Linked DNA regions of Homo sapiens: region 2 is linked to region 1. Evidence: chromatin contacts called from ENCODE Hi-C or POLR2A ChIA-PET data. All regions are on one chromosome and are shown on one strand. Each heading gives the region's core, a stretch centred on a gene start or an enhancer-like site at or near the end of the contact. The rest is flanking DNA. Distances are from core to core; before and after follow the strand shown.

Region 1 (4,769 bases), core at 897-3,396:
TGCAGTGAATTTTAATAAGGTATGTGCTTTTCTTAGCTACTTTTCTAATCCACACAACACCACAGGAAGGAAGACTCTGTAAATACGCCTAGGTTATAGAAGGGAAACGACTAGGGCAATAGGCTTTAGTTCTGGTTTGGATGACATCAGACAGCCATATGCTTGTGGACAAACCCTTCTGATTTCTGGGGCTACTTTCTCCACTGGAAAAGCGCGGGGAATAGGCCACATGCTATCTTAGTTCTCTGTGGACTTTGGTGTAGGATTTCAGAAATCTGGGTGTACAAGCAAATGAGAAAGGTCATTTGATTACAGAGAATAGTTGTTTTGATATTGTATTCTGTGCCTTGATCTCTACTTCTATCATCAGCTCATATGCTCTGCTATTTTTTTTCCTAACTAAGCATTATTTTCTCAGCAATAACAATGACGCGGTAAAAAAGCATAGTAGAAGACCTATCGAAAATTGCTCCACGGGAGGTCCTGCAGTGACAGAAGAAAAGTTTGTAGCCAGTCAGAACATTCCTCTGAAAAAAAGAGGACAGAGCACTTGGATCAGTAAAAGGGTGAACTATCCGTTCTGAGTCAGACTGAATCTGCATCCAGACAGGAATCGGGATGGGATTGGGGCTGGAAGGGGTTCACCCTTCAATCCCCAGTCTCTTTCACTCCACTTCACTGCAGCGTTCCTATGAAAAACTTGACGAAGAAGTTCTGTGAAGGAACTCAAACCAGCAGCCAATGCAGGGAGGCAGCCACTGATGGCCTCAGTGAGGGAATGCCCCCGACGTACCTCCAAATCATTCCTCAGTCCAAATAGCCTAAAACTCTCATGAAGAACGTGATAGGAGTCCTCTCAGAATCCGAGTCCTCGGTCAACTTTACCCCAAGTTCTTTGAGCGGAACCATTTGCAGACCTTCCCGAATCCGTATCTATCCTATATTGTTTTACAATGTAGACATGTCTCTGAAGGGTTCCATTCGTGTTTCCCTGAAAAGACCCCCTTTGTAGGCCAAATACAAAAACTCAGAGATTACAAATGCCACCATATTTTGTAAGAACTGAAGACATTCCACTTTGTTCTTCCCACCCTGAAAACAACTGCATGCCAGTCTGCGTTTGTCATCTCTCCGTGTCCTTCCCTTCATCAAGTGTCCAATTCTCTTGAATAACGAGAAAATGCACATGAGATCTGAATGCATACAAGTCGCTTAACAACAACAATAAAATAATAATAATAATTTAAAAAAACCCTGAAAGTGAAATATAATTACCAGGTTAAAAAAAAAATGCGCCCAGTTTCGAGAGCCTATCACAGCTCACGTCTGGGCGCGCAGTACCCCCCCGACACTGCTCCTGTTGTGTCAGATAGTGGCAGTGTTGAGCCCAGGAATACGCGCGGAGCCCGCGGCGATCCCCGCGGCCGCTCAGTCTTCGCGGCGGACTCCGGCGCGCAGGAGCCACTGGGCCGCAAGGGCGCCGGGGAGCGGGAGGGGCGCTGGGGGCGGCAAGGGGTCCCAGATCCCAGGCCACGAACTGTTTTCCTTTTCCCCGGGCAAGAGCCCCGCTCCCTTCAACTGACAGAAATTCACTGGGGCAGGGGGGCGAGTGGGGAGAGAGGTCGCTCAGGGCTCGCTACTGGCTGCGCCTCCCCCGGCTCTGGTCTGGGAAGCGGCTCTGGGCCCTCCGGGCGAGCAGCTTGGGCGCCGGCGCCCCCTGCGAGGAAGATCGCGGGGTGACGGTCGGTACCCGTTCGGCTGGGCCGCGCTGCCGCTCCGATCCACCTCCCTTCCGCGCCCGCGCCCTCCCCCTTCCTTTCACTAGGAGTCCGGGATTCGGAGAGGGCGCGGGAGGCAGGCACACGGGCCCGACCCCACTCCAGCGCTCACCGGGGACGCGGGCGGGCGGCGACGGGACGCGGCGGGGGCGCGGGGCGGGCGCGGCCATGGAGCAGCAGCGGCGGCGGCGGCGGCGGCGGCGGCAACACTAGCGACCGCGGGCGGACGAGCGGGCGGGCAGGGCCGCCGGGCTCAGCGGACCGAACTGCACAGCTCAGCAAAAGCGCCCTCGCCCTCCGCGCGCCGCCTCCTGCGAGCCCAAACCCACCAACATTTTTTAACGCTCCAACCCATCCTTTGAAGAAAAGCAAAAAAAAAAAAAAAAAAAAAAAAAAAAGCAAAAAAAGAAAAAGCATTGATCGGAGAGACGGGGATATATATATATATATATATATATATATATATATAAAATTTTTTTTGGCTCCTGCTAAAATTAGCAGGGCTCGCCGCGCGCCTGTGTGCCAGTGTGTGCGAGTGTGTGTGCGTGCGGGCGTGTGTGTGTGAATGTGATTACTCCAGGACTCCTCGGGCTCCGGAGACGCCATTTTCCCCCTTGATATCTCTCTCCATAAATCGGTGGCGCGGCGGAGGCGGCAGAGTCGGGCGGGAAGCGCGGGGCCGGCCGGGGCGCCCGCCGCTCGCCGCCGCCTCCGCGCGCCCGGGGGCCCCGGCGCCCCCCGAGCTAGGGCGGCCAGCTCGCGGCTCGCCGTTTGACAGATGCTCATCGCCATGGAGTTGCCGCAGCAGCACCTTTGGGGGCTCGGGCGAGCGACGGGAGCCGGGATCTGAGCGAGCGCCGGGGCCAGCGGAGCCGGAGCCGCCGGGACATGGGTGAGCACGCGCGGCGACCTTGGCCCGGGAGCCCGGGCGCCCAGCCTCCCTCCGCGCCGCGGGCCCCCGCACTCCCGGAACCGGGGGCGACGTGTGTGCCCTGCATGCAAAAGTTCACGTCGCCTTGCTGGGTCTTTGACTTTGCACCCGGCGGGAAGGGGGAGACCGGGCCGAGGGGGCGGGATGCCGGTCCGGGCGAGGTTGCAGGAGATGGGCGCGATTCCGGCGGGCCGGCGGGTGGGCGGCGATGCTGGCTCAATTGGAGTGGCTCGTTGGTGGCGGCGATGGTGGAAGCTTTGGGCTGGAGGGCTGGGAGCTTATTGAGTTTCGCCTAATCTGATCTACCCCCCCTCCGCCCCCCGCCTTTTGCACCCTCCCTCGGTCCTGCAGCCGGCTGGCGGGGCTGGCGGGTTTGGCGTTGGTGGAGTGGACTCGGGAGGGGGAGGGGGTAAGGAAAGGGGTGGGAAGGCAGGATTTTTTTTTTCTCTCTTTGTAACTTGCAGGTTAAGTGGAGCTAGAGAGCTACATTGTAACCTAGTTGGATTTTTTTGGGGGGGGAATGTATCAGAATCTAACGTGTCGTTAATAGAAAGAAGAACAGGCAAGAAGTGGTCCAGCCGGCGAAGGTTGGTGTGTGCTTGTGTTGTGCCTGTGTGTTAGTCTTTTTCTTAAAAATCTTAATCAATGGATTTGAGTCTCTTTCTTGTGCTCTCTGGTTTTGGGACTCTGAAAAGATAGGAATTCCCTTAAAAGCAGACGAATGCCTTTTTGAAAGCACGCATTGTGTGCGTTTCTAGAGGAGCCGTGGGCTTGGGAATGAACGGCAGGCTTCCCCGTTCGGTGGTTTCCAGTGGGAAATCACTCCGGAAAGGGAACCCTTCGGTATCGATTTATTGTTTTTGTCTTCCAAACCATTATCTCTTTGACCGAAATACTGTCTGAGAAGTTCCGCAGGGACAAAGTCAGGTAAACTGGACCGGGCAGATCTTTGGCAAGATGGTGATAACGGGGATGCTGTTTTCAGTGTCTGTTTGTGATGGAAGCATTGTTGGGTAATAGCAATTTCTGATCGGTAGAGCATGCTGGTTCTAAAAAAATAAGTTAACTGCCGAAATACTGTCTTCCAGCCCCCCTCCCCTGCACAGTACAGCACCTATTCCCCCCGCCCCCCCATCCAGACCGCTTACTACAAGTCTGAAATCGGATCCAACTGGAAATATTTTCATTGGAGATTGAAAGTTGTGCAATTGGAAATAGATGAGGCTAGAGGTATTGAGAGTGTGGAAGGGGAGTTCTTATTGCCCCCTAATGCTGCATTTATTCTTTATGTGTGTCTGTGTTGGATTCTCAGGGTGTGTATCTGTCTAAAAGGACTGTTGTGGGAAGGATTTCCGATTCGTTTCCGTTTCAAATAAACTGTCCTGATAATCTCACGGTTGACATCTAACGCTAAAAGGGCAATTTGTGTGTCTCTTTATCCCTGCAGAAACTCTCCTCCAAAAGGGCAGTTTATTCTGGAATTCTACAGCAGATACCTTTCCCTTCCAGCCCCTACACTCCCCCCACCTCCTGCCAACTATCCACACCTTTCCCCTTAAAGTTTAGTTGGAGTCCACTGGCGTTGATTGTTTTTCTCTTACATCTTTTTCCTTCTTTTTCTTTTCATTCCTTCACTCTTCATCCTGTTTTTCTTCTTTTTCTGTAGATTTATACTAAAAACTAATTTCTTGAAGTCTCTGTACTGTCACCAAAACTATCTGCCGATTTGGCACCATCTCTTACCCTCCTTTAGTAAATAGGTATATCTCCTGTGCCCCATCCAAACTCATCTTCACGTGCAAAGCATGTGTGTGTCGTGGGAGAAAGGGGATGGGGTAGAGAAGAGGTATTTGGAGAGGAAGGGCGGTGTTGTGTGCAGGCCACATCTTCAACACTGGACCAGACCTGGGCATTCCGGGGAGAGTTTCCTTTGCACACCCCAGCTGGGATGGGAAGGCGGAGCCAACCAGACAGGGGCGTGTGAGGGAGGAGAAAGTTTGTAGCACTTTAAGATGTAGCTAGTTTACCATCCCAGGTCACTCCCTCCCTTTTTTTCTGAT
Region 2 (4,933 bases), core at 485-2,984, 190 kb after region 1:
AGTCCAGAAATCTCACATTTGCCTTCTGCGATCCCACTTCTGTAGCTCTCATCCAGGCTATGGTAAGTCCATTGCTGGTCAGTTGTCGTGGGGATACTGTATGCAAACTGAAAAGTGTCACTGAGAAAATTTCTTTATTCTTTTGCAGCTCCTCACAGCCAGTGACCTTGCAGCCAGTGACCTCAAAGGATTTCAGCCACAGGTAAGTTCCACTGATGCTTTTAAGAAGTTTGGAAGAGTAAAATGATCCAGAGTTTGGTTGTCAACAAGCACCTTTGGGGCCAGGACAGAAACCCGAACCTTGGATTTCTAGCTTCTTTCCCTAGCTAACTGACAATGACCTGGTGGCTTGCTCTCCTCCTCCAGCTCCTCTCATTCTAGCATGGACAAAACCACCTCTTTCTGCTCTTTCGTTCCTAATATTCTATAGGAGAAAAATATATAGAGATCAAGATGCTCGGAATGTTAAGTGTTGGGGATTCAGCTTAGGAAAGGGTTAAACCAATGGCGGCAGAGGGTGGGTTGGGTTTGGGGTTCTCCCCTGCATTTCTCTCTTTTTGGACAGGACACTCGCATGTCTGTAATCTTTGCGGCAAATGCCTCCTAGTCAAGGCCTGATAGCCAAGTTAATCTCAGACTCCTGCAGAGGCAGACAGTTGAGGTTTGCTGATCTTGGTCAGGAAATGGGCCACTGTTATCTCTGGCCAGAGTGGTGTTTGGAGGTTACTATGGGCAAACTGTGTGAGGATGTAGGCAAGGGCTTTCTGGAGACTTTTTTGCAGGGGTGAAAATGGACATCATCCTGCCTGTCTCTGGAAAAGGAGTCCACACAAAGACACATACACACAAATCTCAGCTATACAAAAGCCCTTGTGTGCTCACATAGAGCCTGGTGTAGTTAGAACATGTACATAAAGAAAGATCAATCCAAAGGTGATCATTAAGGGACTTGGCCCCTGCCGCTGTCCCCCTTGCAAAATGAAACTTTCTGTCACCCTTCAACTCAGTGCCTGCCTCAAGGTCTCACAGTGCTGTACCTTTGTGGGAAAATAAATTATAGCTAACGGCAGCGAACTTCCAGGGGTCGAGCAAATATGTTTCTAATTGCAGGAATTTCATGTATTTGGGCACGTTTTCTTCTTTAAAGGTGTTTCACATCCAGGAGCCCACTGCACCCTCCCTACCCTTCTCCCATGTGAGCCACATCCTGTGCGCACCCTCTCACTGCTGAGGAACCTGAGGACCCAGTCCTGATGCACAGTGGCCCCAGATCACACAGAGAGCTAGGAACAGGTGACAGTGGGAGGCTAGAGGAAGAGAATTAACAGAATCAAGGGCCCTGTTGGTGAGAATCAAAGATAGATTCGCACACCAGTGTGGGGTGTTGTCATCTCACCTTGTTAATCCTCCTGTCTGGAAAGTAGTGAGTTTTTAGACAGAGATGGCCAGTAAGCCTTTTTTGTCAACCACTGAAAACCTTTAATTAATTACTTTTTCACATATTTACACAAACTTCCAGTTGGGCTAAGGGAATGTGAAACAAAAACAAAAGAAAATCAACATTTACCGCCTACCCCACCCACCTCCACACCTACACTCATACATGGTGGCAATTCCAGGTAAATATTTTGTTTTAATCTGAAAATTTATAACATTAAAGGAAATTGTGTGGTGCTGTTTTACTGCTTGAAAAGGACACCCGGTAGAGACTGAGTTTATTGGAGTTGTGTGTGTGCGCGTGGTTTTGGCATGGTTTCCTTCGGAGCTGAACACGTTCTCTCCGTGTTTGTTGACCTACACTTTTAGATATTAGATTTAAACTAATAGAGCAAACTTTCCAGTGAAGGAGAAGTTAGCTATATTTGAGGTTCGTGCATAACATTTGAGGGCATTATCCTAGAAAGGCAGCTTCCAGCCTCCCCCACAACCAGCCCCACAGCTTCCAGTGCAGATGGCTCGCTCCTCTGGTTCTGTTCAGCCCTTCCATGTTATTCCATTTGCGTGTCATCACCCTGAGGCAAGAAACATAAATGCCTATTTTTCACTCCTCAGGATGCCTGTTCTTGAGGCCAGGAAGTCCTGGGAAACTGGTGGCCAGGGTGTAATGCCCAGATCAAAGTTAATTCTCTAGTGAAAGGCCCAGATGTGTCTCGGGTCAACAGCATCCTTTTGGGTGCTTTTTAAAACAGAAATAGAAAGCTGTCCACAGGCATTGCACTGCCCCCTCCAGCCCCACTGCACCAAACTGCTGGCTTCTGTTGTTATTTTTCCCCTTCTCTCTTTGGGTTTCAGATGAAACTGAGTCCCACACAATAATGCATGGGTGTGTTCCCCTCCAAGACCCATCATTGACTGTCAGGAGGGGACTCACTGAGGACCCCTCCCAGGGATAACTATCTGTCCTCTCAGCTTTTGCATGGTGCCCACTTACCACTTGAATGTAGAGGTTTTCTGTTTGTTTTTCTTGATGCCTGTTCCTGCTTTAGACTCTTAAGGAAGATAGTTACAAAATCTTTGATGATTTTGAAAGTGTGTAGAGTAGTGACTGTATTGAGCTGGCTTTTCTGTTGATTTGTCTCTGTCTTCTCTCTGCTTCCAGATAGAGAAGAGGAAGGTAAGGAAGTGATTACCTACCTTTCTCCCCATGGTTATTGGTTACTAAAAATGCGATGTTCATTCCTGGAAATAAACACATGACTTTTCAGGTTGAGCCTGAAAGCCCGTGTTTTCTAGGGTATTGTGTTTTAGCAGGTGGTGATCTCCCCAGAGGCTGGTGAGCCTGGCCTCCGGGCCACAGGGTAGAGCTTCTTCTAGAGTCAGGCCTGGTGCTGGTAGGCGGTACTATTCTCAGCAAGTTTTAAAGGCACAGATGGAAAAGCTTCTGAAATTCACACCTAACCCACCCTGACTCTTCTACCTCCAAACACATCTCCTTTTACCTTCTAACATCCTGTTCTTGCCTTTTGAAGCAACAGACACACTTGAGTACCCTCCTTTCTAAGTCTTTGGGTTACTGGAAATGAGAACCCTCACTTCTTTTGTCTGTCTGGTCCCCTGCATTCCTAAGAGGAATAAGAGCTGACATCTAATTTTCTTTAGTAAAAGCCCAAAAACCATATGCTTTCCTCTGCATTTTTCTTTTATGCTTTTTTCCCTCTAATATAAAAGTTGTAAGTGTCCATTGTAGAAATTTGGAATATACAGAAAACCATCAGAAAGAAAATACCCTATCATTTCACCTCAGAATCATACACAATGACATTTTGGGGTATAGTCTTCCGATCTTTGTTCTACATAGACACACACATCTGTTTTTTTTTAATGGTAATATTTTATATGCTTTTTTGTTACCTTATTTTTTGTTGGTTTGCATGCTTTCCACAACACTGGAAAATCCAGCAGCTAGCCATGCTTGCACTAGTTGTTAGTACCATCATTCATTTACTACCCCCTCTTGCTGGACAACCCATTCCTTTTGCAGGCTGAGATCTCCAGGAGCAATCCAAGGCAAACGCTGGCATCCAGTGCCTTCATCCAGGATGCAAAGAGCATTCAAGGCTTCTTGGCATTTATTTATTTACTTTTATTTCTCAGTTCCTACAAGAATGTGCAGGCTGCTTAAACTTTGCAGTAAAGTGCCTGTGGGTGATGCCCACGTGCTTGTGCACATGCTTACGAGGTGGGGGAATGTGGTAAGGAAATAGCCATAGCATGGGCACCATATTCAGACTCAGGTCCTGCATGCCCAGCCACAGTGGTGGAACAGTGATGTGACAACGAACGTCCACCACAGAGGAAAGCACAGACTAAAGGATTTGGTCCTCACCTGCTACATAAACCCTCTGTTGTCTCAGAGAATAGGATACTTCCTTTAGGCAAAATGGAGTATTATTTCAAGTGTGGGGCAAGTGTAATGGCCACCTATGAAGGGTGGCTGTTTTTAATGAGTTTCTAAAATGTCAATTGCTACTATGGTCAAGGGCATGCTGTGGTGGAAGATAAGAAGAGAGTAAACAAGAACACATAGGAAAACATGTTTTAGTGCAGAGAAAACAGAACTTTCACTCACTTAGTTGCCATTTCATTCAACAGGCATCCATGGAAGACCTTTCTGTAGGGCTCCCAGCTATACACAGACCCTTCCCCAGATGTTGACAATTCTGAAATGTTCTGCCACCAATATTAGCTTTGTGACCCTGACGAAGTTACCTAATGTCTTTGATCTTGATTTACCTTATTAAGCAAAGGAGTTGTGCAGCTTATTTCACAGAGAGTATGGGCATTGATGAGACAATGCATGTGAAAGTAGCATTGTATGCCTGAAATGCACAGTGAGGTATTGTTTCTTCCATTAGAGAAGTGCAGAATAAATTAATTGAAAATTCAAATGTAGAAGAAATTATATGTCTATGGAACAAGCAGGGAGGTCGTCCCGGCAGAGGTGGTGTTGTACCTGGGCCAGGATGGGTGAGAAAAAAGTGAGGCAGTGGACTTATTCCAGAGCAGGGGAAGCATGGAGGAAGGCTAAGACAACAATGGCGATGCTTAGGTACATCTGGAGGCTTGGTGTGGTTTAATTGTGGAGCCTCAGAGGAGAGCATCGTGGGAAATTATTTGCAAATTAAAGTGGGGCCAAATTTCAGGTCTTAAAGGTCTGGAAAATGAAATAATAGGTTTTTTTAAAGTCTGAAAAATAAATTAGGCTTAAAAATTAACTATGACTGAAGTTTTCATACTTACACAAAAGTTAGCATAATAATATAATAAACCCATGTACCTGTTACCCAGTTTCAATGGTATACTGCTAAAAAAGCCCACATTTGTAGCATCTGCTAATTTCTGTTGTGTAAATATCTCCATCATGACCAATTTTAAGCTACCAGTGGTTTAGCAACCTGTTGGCAAAGTCTTTGACAGTCAGCTCTGCACCCCA

The links. Hi-C counts contacts between places; a loop is a spot of excess contacts on that map. ChIA-PET counts read pairs that join two places held with the same protein, here RNA polymerase II (POLR2A). Pooled maps may share reads with other maps.
Region 2: a loop to region 1 is called in a map of spleen, with 2.7 times the contacts of the local background. The contact joins the enhancer-like site here to the promoter of SETBP1-DT in region 1. A Hi-C loop is called at or near these places in 14 of 168 maps with a recorded cell type or tissue (B cell, Calu3, MCF 10A and 9 more), 3 of 37 single-sample maps with no recorded cell type and 25 of 50 pooled maps. POLR2A ChIA-PET finds 5 or more read pairs at or near these places in 8 of 52 experiments (AG04449, PC-3, activated B cell and 4 more).

The regions. Positions count from the first base shown.
Region 1 is chr18:44,677,726-44,682,494 of GRCh38, forward strand. It overlaps SETBP1-DT (SETBP1 divergent transcript), which reads right to left and starts at 2,147. Exons shown (of 2, transcript NR_187430.2): 1 at 1,891-2,147; 2 at 1-1,164. It overlaps SETBP1 (SET binding protein 1), which reads left to right and starts at 3,163. Exons shown (of 6, transcript NM_015559.3): 1 at 3,163-3,296. RefSeq lists silencers at 1,288-1,927, 2,598-2,847, 2,988-3,037.
Region 2 is chr18:44,869,082-44,874,014 of GRCh38, forward strand. It overlaps SETBP1 (SET binding protein 1), which reads left to right. Exons shown (of 6, transcript NM_015559.3): 3 at 149-202. Among named protein-coding and RNA genes, the nearest start is that of MIR4319, 99 kb to the right of the region's middle. Within about 2 kb of position 1,735, at least 2 of the 41 ENCODE cell types and tissues checked have a DNase peak (open chromatin) inside an H3K27ac peak, as active enhancers do.